2 separate regions of the Homo sapiens genome follow, and region 1 is linked to region 2. A link is a loop called in an ENCODE intact Hi-C map of the cell type or tissue named here. Cell type or tissue: heart left ventricle. All regions are shown on one strand. Links, peaks and the distances in the headings refer to the core of each region. The heading gives the core; the rest is flanking DNA. Region 1 overlaps PRICKLE2 (prickle planar cell polarity protein 2). Region 2 has its middle 46 kb from the start of PRICKLE2-DT.

The links. Hi-C counts contacts between places; a loop is a spot of excess contacts. Peaks named below come from ENCODE experiments on the same cell type or tissue, not always from the same donor. Only the 100,000 strongest peaks of a DNase experiment are listed, where the experiment ranks them.
Region 1: it touches region 2 in a loop (2.1-fold over the local background); 15 of 110 quality-filtered maps call a loop at or near these places.

What each region holds. Positions count from the first base shown.
Region 1 is chr3:64,176,561-64,181,944 of GRCh38, forward strand. The region is part of intron 2 of PRICKLE2 (prickle planar cell polarity protein 2); the gene reads right to left. Among named protein-coding and RNA genes, the nearest start is that of PRICKLE2-AS3, 8.3 kb to the right of the region's middle. In heart left ventricle, for the core only: a CTCF peak has its summit at 2,870 (motif pointing right); no DNase peak of the experiment used is centred there.
Region 2 is chr3:64,396,217-64,401,600 of GRCh38, forward strand. No RefSeq gene overlaps it. Among named protein-coding and RNA genes, the nearest start is that of PRICKLE2-DT, 46 kb to the right of the region's middle. In heart left ventricle, for the core only: a CTCF peak has its summit at 3,174 (motif pointing left); no DNase peak of the experiment used is centred there.

The sequences.
Region 1 (5,384 bases), core at 188-5,187, 220 kb before region 2:
GCTATAATCCAAAGAAAGAATTCTTTTTGCAAGAGACTGGAGCTTACTGATCACAGGACATTGTTGGAAACACATTTTAGAATACAGGTAACCTTTGTTTCAAGTCAGTTCATTTAAGGCAGTTTCATTTCTGCACATTAAATACATGATTGAGAAGTGACCAGAAAATATGAAAATGAAGGAACTCACTTATACATTACAAAGGATGTATTTCTGACTACCACGGCTACTTTCAGCCTGAGTAACTTGCCTTGCCCACTAAGTTTCAAATGAATCATAAAAACAATTGTGAGAATTCAGTCTTTCCAGTTCCAAAACGCCAAAAGATCAGTGAAGGTAATATCTTGGCCTGCGGGTTATAGTTTGCGTATAGCCATAAAACCCTAAAGGGCCTATATTATGCCACTTTAGAGAAACAGACAGGAAAGAAGGTTTGGTTTGGATGAGCTAGAGTATGACACAATATCTCAAACACCACCAAAATATCACTAGTTTTGTACTGCAGTGTTTTTTAATTAAAATTTTTTATTGTGGTATACACATTACAAGATTTGCCATTTTAACCTTTTTTTTTTTTTTTTTTTTTTTTTTTGAGACAGAGTTTCACTCTTGTTGCCCAGGCTGGAATGCAATGGCGTGATCTCGGCTCACTGCAACCTCCGTCTCCCGGGTTCAAGTGATTCTCCTGCCTCAGCCTCCCGAGTAGCTGGGATTACAGGCACTCACCACCACACCCGGCTAGTTTTTTGTATTTTTAATAGAGACAGGGTCTCACCATGTTGGCCAGGCTGGTCTCGAACTCCTGACCTCGATCCACTTGCCTCAGCCTCCCAAAGTGCTGGGATTATAGACGTGAGCCACCATGCCTGGCCTCATTTTAACCATTTTTAAGTGTACAATTCAGTGGCACTGGGTACATTCACAATATCATGCAATCATCACCACTATCTCGTCACAAAACTTTTTCATCATGTTAAACAGAAACTCTACACCAAATAAATAATAATTCCCCATTTCTCCTCCCCTCAGCCCCTGGTAACCTCTAATTTACTGTCTGTCTCTATGAGTCTGCCTAGTCTAGATACTTCATATAAGTGGAATCATGCAATATTCGTCCTTTGTGTCTGCTTATTTCACCTAATATGTTTCCAAGGCTAATTTCTGTTGTAGCATGTGTCAGGACTTTGCTTGTGGCTATTATTTCACTGCATGTATATACCACATTTTGTTTATCCATTTTTATCTGTTGACGGAATTTGGGTTGTTTTTACCTTTTCACTACTGTGGATAATGCTTCAGTGAATGTTGGCGTACAATTATGTTTGAATCTCTGCTTTCAATTATGTTGCATATATACCTAGGAGTGGAATTACTGGATGATATGGTAATTCTGTTTAGCTTTTAGAGAAACTGCCAAACAGTGCTCCAAAGTGGCTGCACCATTTTACATTGTCACCAGCAATGCACAGAAATTCCAGTTTCTCCACATCCTTACCAACATTTATTTTCCAGTTTTTAAAATTATAACCATCTTAGTAGGTCTGAAGCAGTATCTCATTGTGGTTTTGATTTGCATTATATTAATGACTAATGATGTTGGACATCTTTTCATGTGCTTATCAGCCGACCGTATATTGTCTTTGGAGAGATGTTGATTGAAGTCCTTCAGTCATCTTTTAACTGAGTTGTCTTCTTGTTGAACCGTATATATTCTGTATCTTAAACCCTTATCTATACCATGATTTTATTTCTGTCTCACACTGTATCCTCCTATAGGTAGGCAGAGACCCAGGTGATGGGGGCTCCATATGGAGATATGCCTCCATGAGGATGGCAGCAGAGAAAAGGATGGTTGGAGCTGAACACTGGCAGTGAAAAGCTTTTTTCCTGGATATGATACATGTGACTTCTGTTCAGGTTTCATTGGTGAAAGCAAGTCTCATGGACATGCCTAACTTTAAACGGACTGAGAAAGTACATTCCCCCTTTGTGCCTGGAAGAAGAAGGAACCAACCATTTGTAAATAGCCATAATCCCTGCCACAGCAGGGAAAGAAGAGAGTACTATGTAAACAGGATATTACATTTTGCAAAGGTAAACACAAGTGATTCTCTTTATTCATGGCAGTTATGTGCTATAAAATCACAGCAAACACTGAATTTCTGAATACTAAACATTCCTCCTAGGAGAAATATGGGGTTAGGTTCCTGTGAGCCTCTGGTCCCAACATTTTCGTTAACCCATTAATCCATAACCTTGTTTCATGTGTGTTTCTTTTTAAGGGCAACTTACTTAATATGTATTGTTGATTCATTAACATTTAACTTATGGCCAACAGCACTATAACTCATGCCCAACAGCACTATAACTCATGCCTGACTGAAGATTATCTAACATACATATTTTCTTTCTTTCTTTCTTTCTTTCTTTCTTTCTTTCTTTCTTTCTTTCTTTCTTTCTTTCTTTCTTTCTTTCTTTTCTTTCCTTCTTTCTTTCTTCTTTTTCTTTTCTCTCTCTCTCTGTCTCTTTCTTTCAGACTGAGTTTCGCTCTTGTCATCCAGGCTGGAATGCAATGGCACGATCTCGGCTCACCACAACCTCCACCTCCTGGGTTCAAGTGATTCTCCTGCCTCAGCCTCCAGAGTAGCTGGGATTATAGGCATGTACCACCATGCCTGGCTAATTTCGTATTTTTAGTAGAGATGGGGTTTCTCCATGTTGGTCAGGCTGGACTCGAACTCACTACCTCAGGTGATCCGCCTGCCTCAGCCTCCCAAAGTTCTGGGATTACAAGTGTGAGCCACCGTGCCTGGCCTAACATACGTATTTTCTCCATAAAGCACATCACAGCCTTCTTGCTTTTAGAAACACTAGATGGCACTTCACTATGCTTGGGGCTATTTTAAACAGTGAAATCACCAACAAAAAGCATAGGATGCAAAAAAGTGGCCCTAAATAGACCACTTGTTTATTCAGTCTGTGAGCTGGAATAAGAAAGCATAGAATTAGCTGTTCTACCTCAGCTGGCCATGTATGCATTAGGCAATTCAAATTTTTTATCCCTCAGTGTATGCCTGTTAATGACCACGAGAGTGCTGCAAATATTGATTTTCAGGGTACAAGTAAAGTCTGCAAATGACCATGAAAGTGCTGCCGCAAGTATTGATTTTGGGGTTACAAATAAATTTTGGCAAGTGGGCACATTTGCAAATACAGAATCATGAAAAATGGGGATCAACAAAATTATAAACCATTTGATCACCAAGGAGTAAAGGGCTGAGCCAGGATTTAAATTTAGGTCTGACTTCAAAGCTCATTCTCTATCCATTCCACCCCACTGTCTCCCAAAACTAGTCAAAGGATTACACTCTGTCCTATGTATTTGATGAATCAATGAGCAGTGTAGTCACAGTTCATTCTTCAAGCTTGCAATTCCTGCTAAAACCTTAAATACTAAACAGGCCAGAGTGGCTGCTTAATCATGAAAGCCACATGGATCAGTTTGAACTCCAAAGAAGGTAGAAATCAACTGCATTATTGAGTAATGTGCATACTTTGAATGTTATGTGCGTATGTTATATAATGAGGATTATGGGAACTAACTCAGGCTTGGTGAATTTGTTTCCCCTTTGGTCTGTGCAAGAGAAGTTAATGTGCCCAGGTTCATCCTCAACAAAGACCATGTGGTCCTTGAAGGGACTGCTCCAATTCCTGAGAGTTATCTATGTATGTATGTGTTTATTTATTTTGCGGTAAAATATACAGAATATAAAATTTAGCATTTTTACCACTTTTCAGCAGCATTAAATACATTCACATAGTTGTGCAACTGCTACCACGATCCTTCTCCAGAACTTCTTTTATCTTCCCATACTGAAACTCTGTACTCATTAACCACTCACTTCCCATTCTCCTCCCCTTCAGCCCTTGGAAGCCACCATTTTCCTTTCAGTATCTACAAATTTGACAATTTGAGAATGATTTTTTTTTTTAATAAAGTCTCACTCTGTCACCTAGGCTGGAGTGCAGTAGCACTATCTCTGCTCACTGCAACCTCCACCTCCTGGGTCCAAGCAATTCTCCTGCCTCAGCCTCCTGAGTAGCTGGGATTACAGGCATGTGCCACCACATCCGGCTAATTTTTGTGTTTTTAGTAGAGACGGGGTTTCACCATGTTGGCCAGGCTGGTCTCAAACTCCTGACCTCACGTGATCCACCCATCTTGGCCTCCCAAGGTACCAGGATTACAGGTGTGAGCCACCGCCCAGCTGAGAGTGATTTTTATTACGTGTTGGGAACAAATGTTTTTCTGTGGTAAATTCTCTGAAATTATGGTGAAAATCAATGGGGAGAAAATGAGTCAGACAGTGTGTCTACACTTACATTTAAGTCCTTTCATAAGCAACTTTCCTTCTGTTTTTAATAAGACAATCAAGGATCACAGGGAAGATGCTGGCCCCAGCAATCAGAATCTATAACAAATGAAATGATCTGGCAACTCATTCGTGTGTAGCATTTTCATTGAGAAGACCTAGGAAATAAATCACCACTGATAATTGGGCAAGTTATAGCTTCTGAATTATTAGTCTCAGGCCATTCACTTTGTTATATTTTACAGATTATAGAATTCCGTTTATACAGTACCTCTTCCTGGCTCACGACAGAGTCTTCTGATTGCTCTAGGAGTGGCATGAGAAGCAACAAAAGGTGTTAGCCAACAATTGTGAGAGACAAGCACTCAGCATCAATGAGGCTCAGACCCAAAAAAGCAGTTCTGGCAGGCATCCTTCCGCATCCTGACAGTCCCAACATCCAGACTAAAACAACGCTCATCCTCTTGCTATCACAGTCTTCATCCAAAACTGGAGATACTGTTAGGTGGTTAGCCAACAACATTGCCTTACTCTACTAGTGCCCTTTAGTTTTGGTTATCTATTATAATTATGTCCTTTCTCTTTGTTGCCTATAGCATGCTTTCCCCTTGTTTTAGTTATTCTACTGACAGCTCTTCCAGATCCTTTCGGAAACTAGGCAGAAAATGGATTGAAAAGAAAAAAAAACAATCTTAACTTTTCTACCACATGTTTAGGAAGTAACCTTTGAAAATGGGAGTTTCAGAATCCGTTGTTAATGTGTTAAGTGAAGGGAGCAAAGATGTGTGAAAAATAACAGACATAAAATGATCTTAAAATTCTTAGTATTCATATGATTTTGTTTTAAAGAGAAACTACCCAAAATTATATCTTACTTTGGCTTGAGTGAATATGAACCCAAGGTCTGGTGAATTGATTCAGAAGTATATTGAGATGCAGGCTACTCAAGGCGGGAAGAAAAATCTTTCATGGGTAATCTAAGATGTGGCATTAAAACGTGTGTCACAGAAG
Region 2 (5,384 bases), core at 79-5,078:
AAGTAGTTAATAGAAAGGGGTGAAAATAGTCCTTCACAGCCTGCTTGCATCATCTAATAAGGGCACCACTCCCAGGATAAAGGTCTGTGTAGTAAATGTGAATATTTTCACTAGATGTGACAGTCCCAAGACCTCCACTCCTGTTGATGCTGTCCCAGGACAAATGGGGATCTCCTGAGTGCAAGAGATAGATCATATCAGGACAAGGCCTTTGAAGTTCATGGGAATAGAAAGGCAGATGGTATAGAAGAGCAGTAGAAAACATTCTATTCATCAGGGCCCTCTACAGAAACAGAACCAATAGGCGATAGAGACTTGGAGAGATGGAGATAGAAATAGAGGTAGAGATATATAGAAAAATATAAGGAATCAGCTCACACAATTATGGAAGCTGGTAAATCCAACATCAGCAGAGTGATTCAGGAGACCCAGGGAAAGCTGATGGTCCCATCAAAGGCCAGCAAGAGCCAATATTGCAACTGAACTCCAAAGGCAGTCACAGCTGCGGAATTCTCTCTTACCGAGGAGAGGGTCAGTCTTTTTGTTCTAATCAGGCCTTCAACTGATTGGATGAGGCCTACCTACATGGTGGAGGGCGATCTGCTTCACTCAAGTCCACTGATTTACATGTTCATCTCATCCAGGAGCACCCAGAATAATATAGGACCAAATATCCGGGCACCTCAAGGCCCAGCCAAGATGACACATAAAATTAACCATCACAAACAGCCACAAATCAGGCATAGCTTAACTGTCACTGGTTGCGGATTAGTGTAGAAGTTTCCATGTTCCATGGGTCAAGAAAAGTCCAGAAGACTTAAGAATTCTGGAGATTTTACAGAGATGAATTTTCTAGCACAAAGAAAACTCCACTAAAAGGGGTAGGGGGTTGAAGGACAGAGAAAAACCACAGGGGGAAACCATTAACAGATAATGAATCATCATCTCAGCTTAACAGCTCCTGCTGCTTCCTCTCACAAAATAGCATCTTTGCCAGGCAAGGTTATCTGGGAGGGGAGGATTCACTCATAAAAAGAAACGCTGGAACCAGGACCTCTAACTGTGTGTAGGGGTGTGCGCGCGCGCGTGTGTGTGTGTGTGTGTGTGTGTGTGTGTGTGTGTGTGTTAAACCTCCCCAGCAGAATATTTAACCAAGGACACATTTTCCCCTGCTCTAATTCCTTAGCCGTTCCTCCTCCTCTGTAAATCTTCTAAACATTGCAGAGCCTCAGGCTTTGAGCCGGCCCTCAGTGCTAGCTCCATTCTCTCCTTAAATGATCTCATTCACAGATTTAAATACCATCAATATGCTGATGATTCCTGAATTTATTTTCCCCAGCTCAGACCTTCCCTACCAAAGAGCAATTTCATATGGTATGGCTTAATATAGCAACCAATAAAAAACCTCTCACTCATATCATTTTTTTGCTCTCTTTAAAATGATTCCTTCTAGTCATATGATTTGTAAACCCCCCCAAATCATTAAATAATCACCCACCGCCATGTTATATATAACCTGTGTGGATCAGTGATGAGTTCAGACGCAACCTAGGTATACTCACTGGTATTTCAGAAAGCATGGCTTTCTCACTCCTGCCTCTATCCCACTTCTGCTAAACAGCACCCAGCATCCAGGGCCAGGCTGGGGATGTATGAGAGAATATAAAAAGATTAGAAACCTGCTCAGAATAAGTCTTCTGACAGTTGGTTCATGCCTGGGAGAATAAAACTTCCATCTAACAAGACTGACCACCAAAAGTTCTTTTGTTTCCTTTTTGGAAATTTTTTAAGAATAAGGGACAAGTCAGGTCATTTTGGTGAGTTTTATTGGGAAGAACAAAATGAAATTAATCTCCTTGGTATAATTCAGTACATTCACAATTCGCCTCTGCATTTCATGGAAGAGCAGAAGCATACGCTCAGTGGCCAGGCTTTCAGAGCCACTAACGCAGTTCCCATTTTAACATTCCTAGGGAACTGAAGCAGGTTACTGCTAAAATTGGATGAGGCTCAGCGTCTTAACATTTATGGATGTTAAACCAAGCCAGTGCTGGGTTTCCAACATGCCATAGGCTCGGCTCAAGGAATTTTAAACCAATGACAAAAGCATGGGCCTGCTTCCTTGTCAATAACATCAACACCTCCACCCCCAGACAATCCCACTGCCATGGTAAGTCTGGCTTTAGTGTTTTTGATTTTATTTTGTCCCAAGCCTAGAGAAAATGGGGATGGTGGAAGCTATTTAATCTCAATGTCTTTGTTTTACAGATAAACAAGGTAAGGCCCAGAGAAGTCCAGTATCTTGCTCATGGTCACACAGCAAATTTCTCAATATCACTATCTTAGTCTCCCCATCTGTAAATGATAACCACAAGCTGATCTCCCTTGTAGGGTTTCTGTGACTATTAAATATTGTGTCAGACAGACTCAGCACAAGCCTGACCATAAAAAGCAAAACAGATGTTTGGCATTAATAATCCTCTCCAGGCTTATCCTTTGTAGTCAGGGAAGCTGTTAAGATTGTCAGAGAAGGCCGGGCGCAGTGGCTTACGCCTATAATCCCAGCACTTTGGGAGGCCGAGGTGGGTGGCTCACCTGAGGTCAGGAGTTCAAGACCAACCTGGCCAACATGGTGAAACCCCATCTCTACTAAAAATACAAAAATTAGCCGGGCGTGGTGGTGCATGCCTGTAGTCCCAGCTACTTGGGAGGCTGAGGCAGGAGAATCACTTGAACCTAGGAGGCAGAGGTTGCAGTGAGCTGAGATCATGCCACTGCACCCCGGCCTGGGCAACAGAGCAACAGAGACTCCATCTCAAAAAAAAAAAAAAGATTGAGAAATCAGCAAGTCTTGCTGCAGTGTGTTCAAATGTTCCTACCACCATGCATATTTGGTTTAAAAAAAATCAGAAAGGCTACTCTAAAATTAACCCCCTTCTATCTTTGAACTTCACAAATGAGACCCAACAGTGGGGAAATAAGAAGAGGGAAATCTCCTGTTCAAAAACAAAATGGCCTTTCCTACAGACAAAAGATGGCTTCTAGGATGGCAAGGGATTTGTCTCCCCTTTATGAAGTCAGCCTAATTAAAGAAACTTTTCTATCAGTTCTTCAATTAAATACACATCTCCACAAAGGAAGCCTTGTTATGCATGAGAGACTGCCCTCTACTGTGAATTTTCATTAGTGCAGTAGGTGTTGGTTTGGAGACCTGGGGCAGGCAGGGGATCTGAGTCCAAGAGTCTGGAAGAACCTGTGCCAGTGGAGGACACTGACTTGTTCTTCCAGCACTGTCCCCACTGAAATGGAAAAGGGCAACCCTAAGGGTTCTCAACCAAATGAAGAATTCTAGGGGTGCAGCTGAGATAGAGGAGATGTTGCTACAGACTGACACACACATCCCTGCTGTCTCAACCTTGAGGCCAGTTAAGGGCTCACAAGTAGAATAAAGGCTAATCAGCCCCATGAAGCATCCCTAAATTTCAGAGAGATAGCAACTTGTTACAAAATACCAGAGTGGTAGGCTTAAGGAAACAGCCATAGGCATATGAAAATAAGTCTGCTCCTCTTCCCATATTTAAAAGTGGTTGGAAAATTCTTAAAGATAACTCTGCTGTTCTGATGTCTCTTATGGTGCAGCGACCCAGGGGAGGATTTCAGACTGACATAAGAAAGAATGATCCAGTGGTCACAGCTGACCAATGATTATGAGCTTCCATCTCTCAAGGTAATCAAACAGATTCTGGATGATTCCTTAGGGACGGAGAGAAATCTCAAGATTCCAGCTCCAGAAGGAGAGTTAGTCTACATCAGTGGTTCTCAGAGTTTGAGACTTCACAGATCAGAAAAACATCCAAAATAATTTTGGGAAATTACATAGGGTTTAAAGACATTTATAAAAATGATTATTTAATATGACTATGACTTCTTAGAAGAAGAGAGTGTTTAAAGCACATTTAATGGCCAGGCATGGTGGCTCATGCCTTAATCCCAGGACTTTGGGAGGCTGAGCCGGGTGGATCACTTGAGCTCAGGAGTTCGAGACCAGCCTGGCCAACGTGGCAAAACCCTGTCTCTACTAAAAATACAAAAAAAATGAGCCGGATATGGTGGCTGGTGACTATAATCCCAGCTACCTGGGAGGCTGAGGCAGGAGAATAGTTTGAATGGGGAGGCAGAGGTTGCAGTGAGCTAAGATTGCACCACTGCACTCCAGCCTGGGTGACAGAGTGAGACTCTGTCTCAAAAAAAAAAAAAAAAAAAGAAAGAAAGAAAAACACAGGAACAAAAACAAAAACAGGCATCATTATTCTTTACATTGAATGAATGGAGATGAATGCACTTCACAACACTTAATCTTCACATTTTGTTAAAGTGATCCAACAAAAATATTATAACAGAGCAGCACTTGCTTATCCATTACCTTTGCAGAAACTTTCTTCAATAGTCAAAAATGTTGATAAAGCTATCTTCATGTTGGAGAAAAGAAAAGATCCCATCCAATCCGAGTGTTTGCATTTGAACATGTTTGAGCATTTGGAATCAGCAGAGCAGAAGGTTTTGAGAAGGGGCAGAAACAGCACCTGTTGTCTTACCTTCCTGCTCCTGGAGAAGACAGTGCACCATGCAGGGCAGCACTCCCGTACAGGATATCTTAACTTGGGCCTTGTGGTTTAACTTAAGAGACTCCCTGAAAACTGAAAGCTAAATTAGGTGTAGACTACACTTGTTTGAGCATGTGCAGAACTTCCAACAGGTTCACAAAAGGGCCCATGAACTCAAAAATGGAAAGGCGCTGATATAAAAGGATGAATTCCAAAATACATGTTATTGGAACCTGTAGTAGATTGCAATACTGGTCCCAATTTTCACACCTCCCTGCATCCACACCTTTACTCATCGTGGCTATCATTCATGGAGTATAACTACCACTCCTTCCTCACCTTTGACTTGGCCTCATGACTTGCTTTGGCCAACAGCAAATGGGTGGAAATGACAACGTGCCAGTTCCAAATTTAGGCCTTTGGAGGCCTCATGTTTCCCAGCTTGCTCTCTTGTGCCTCCATCCCTGCCAGAAGGTGAGCACACCCTGGGTGGTCCCAGGAAGAGGATGAAAGATGTGAGAAGCACAGCCACTCGGCCAATCCACAAACTCACAAGTGAGAAATAAGTGCCTAGTTTTGCACACCACTGAGATTCTGAGATTAGTTGTTACACATCCTTACAATGGCAATAGCTAACTGATACAGGACCCAAATTCCAGAAGTTTCCTAGAGTAGAAGAGGGTGAACTGATGCCATTACGGCAGAGTAGAAGATAGTGATAGGAGATGCAGTGCAGCTTCTTTCTCCATCTCATTCCCACCCAGCTTCTATACAAGCTCT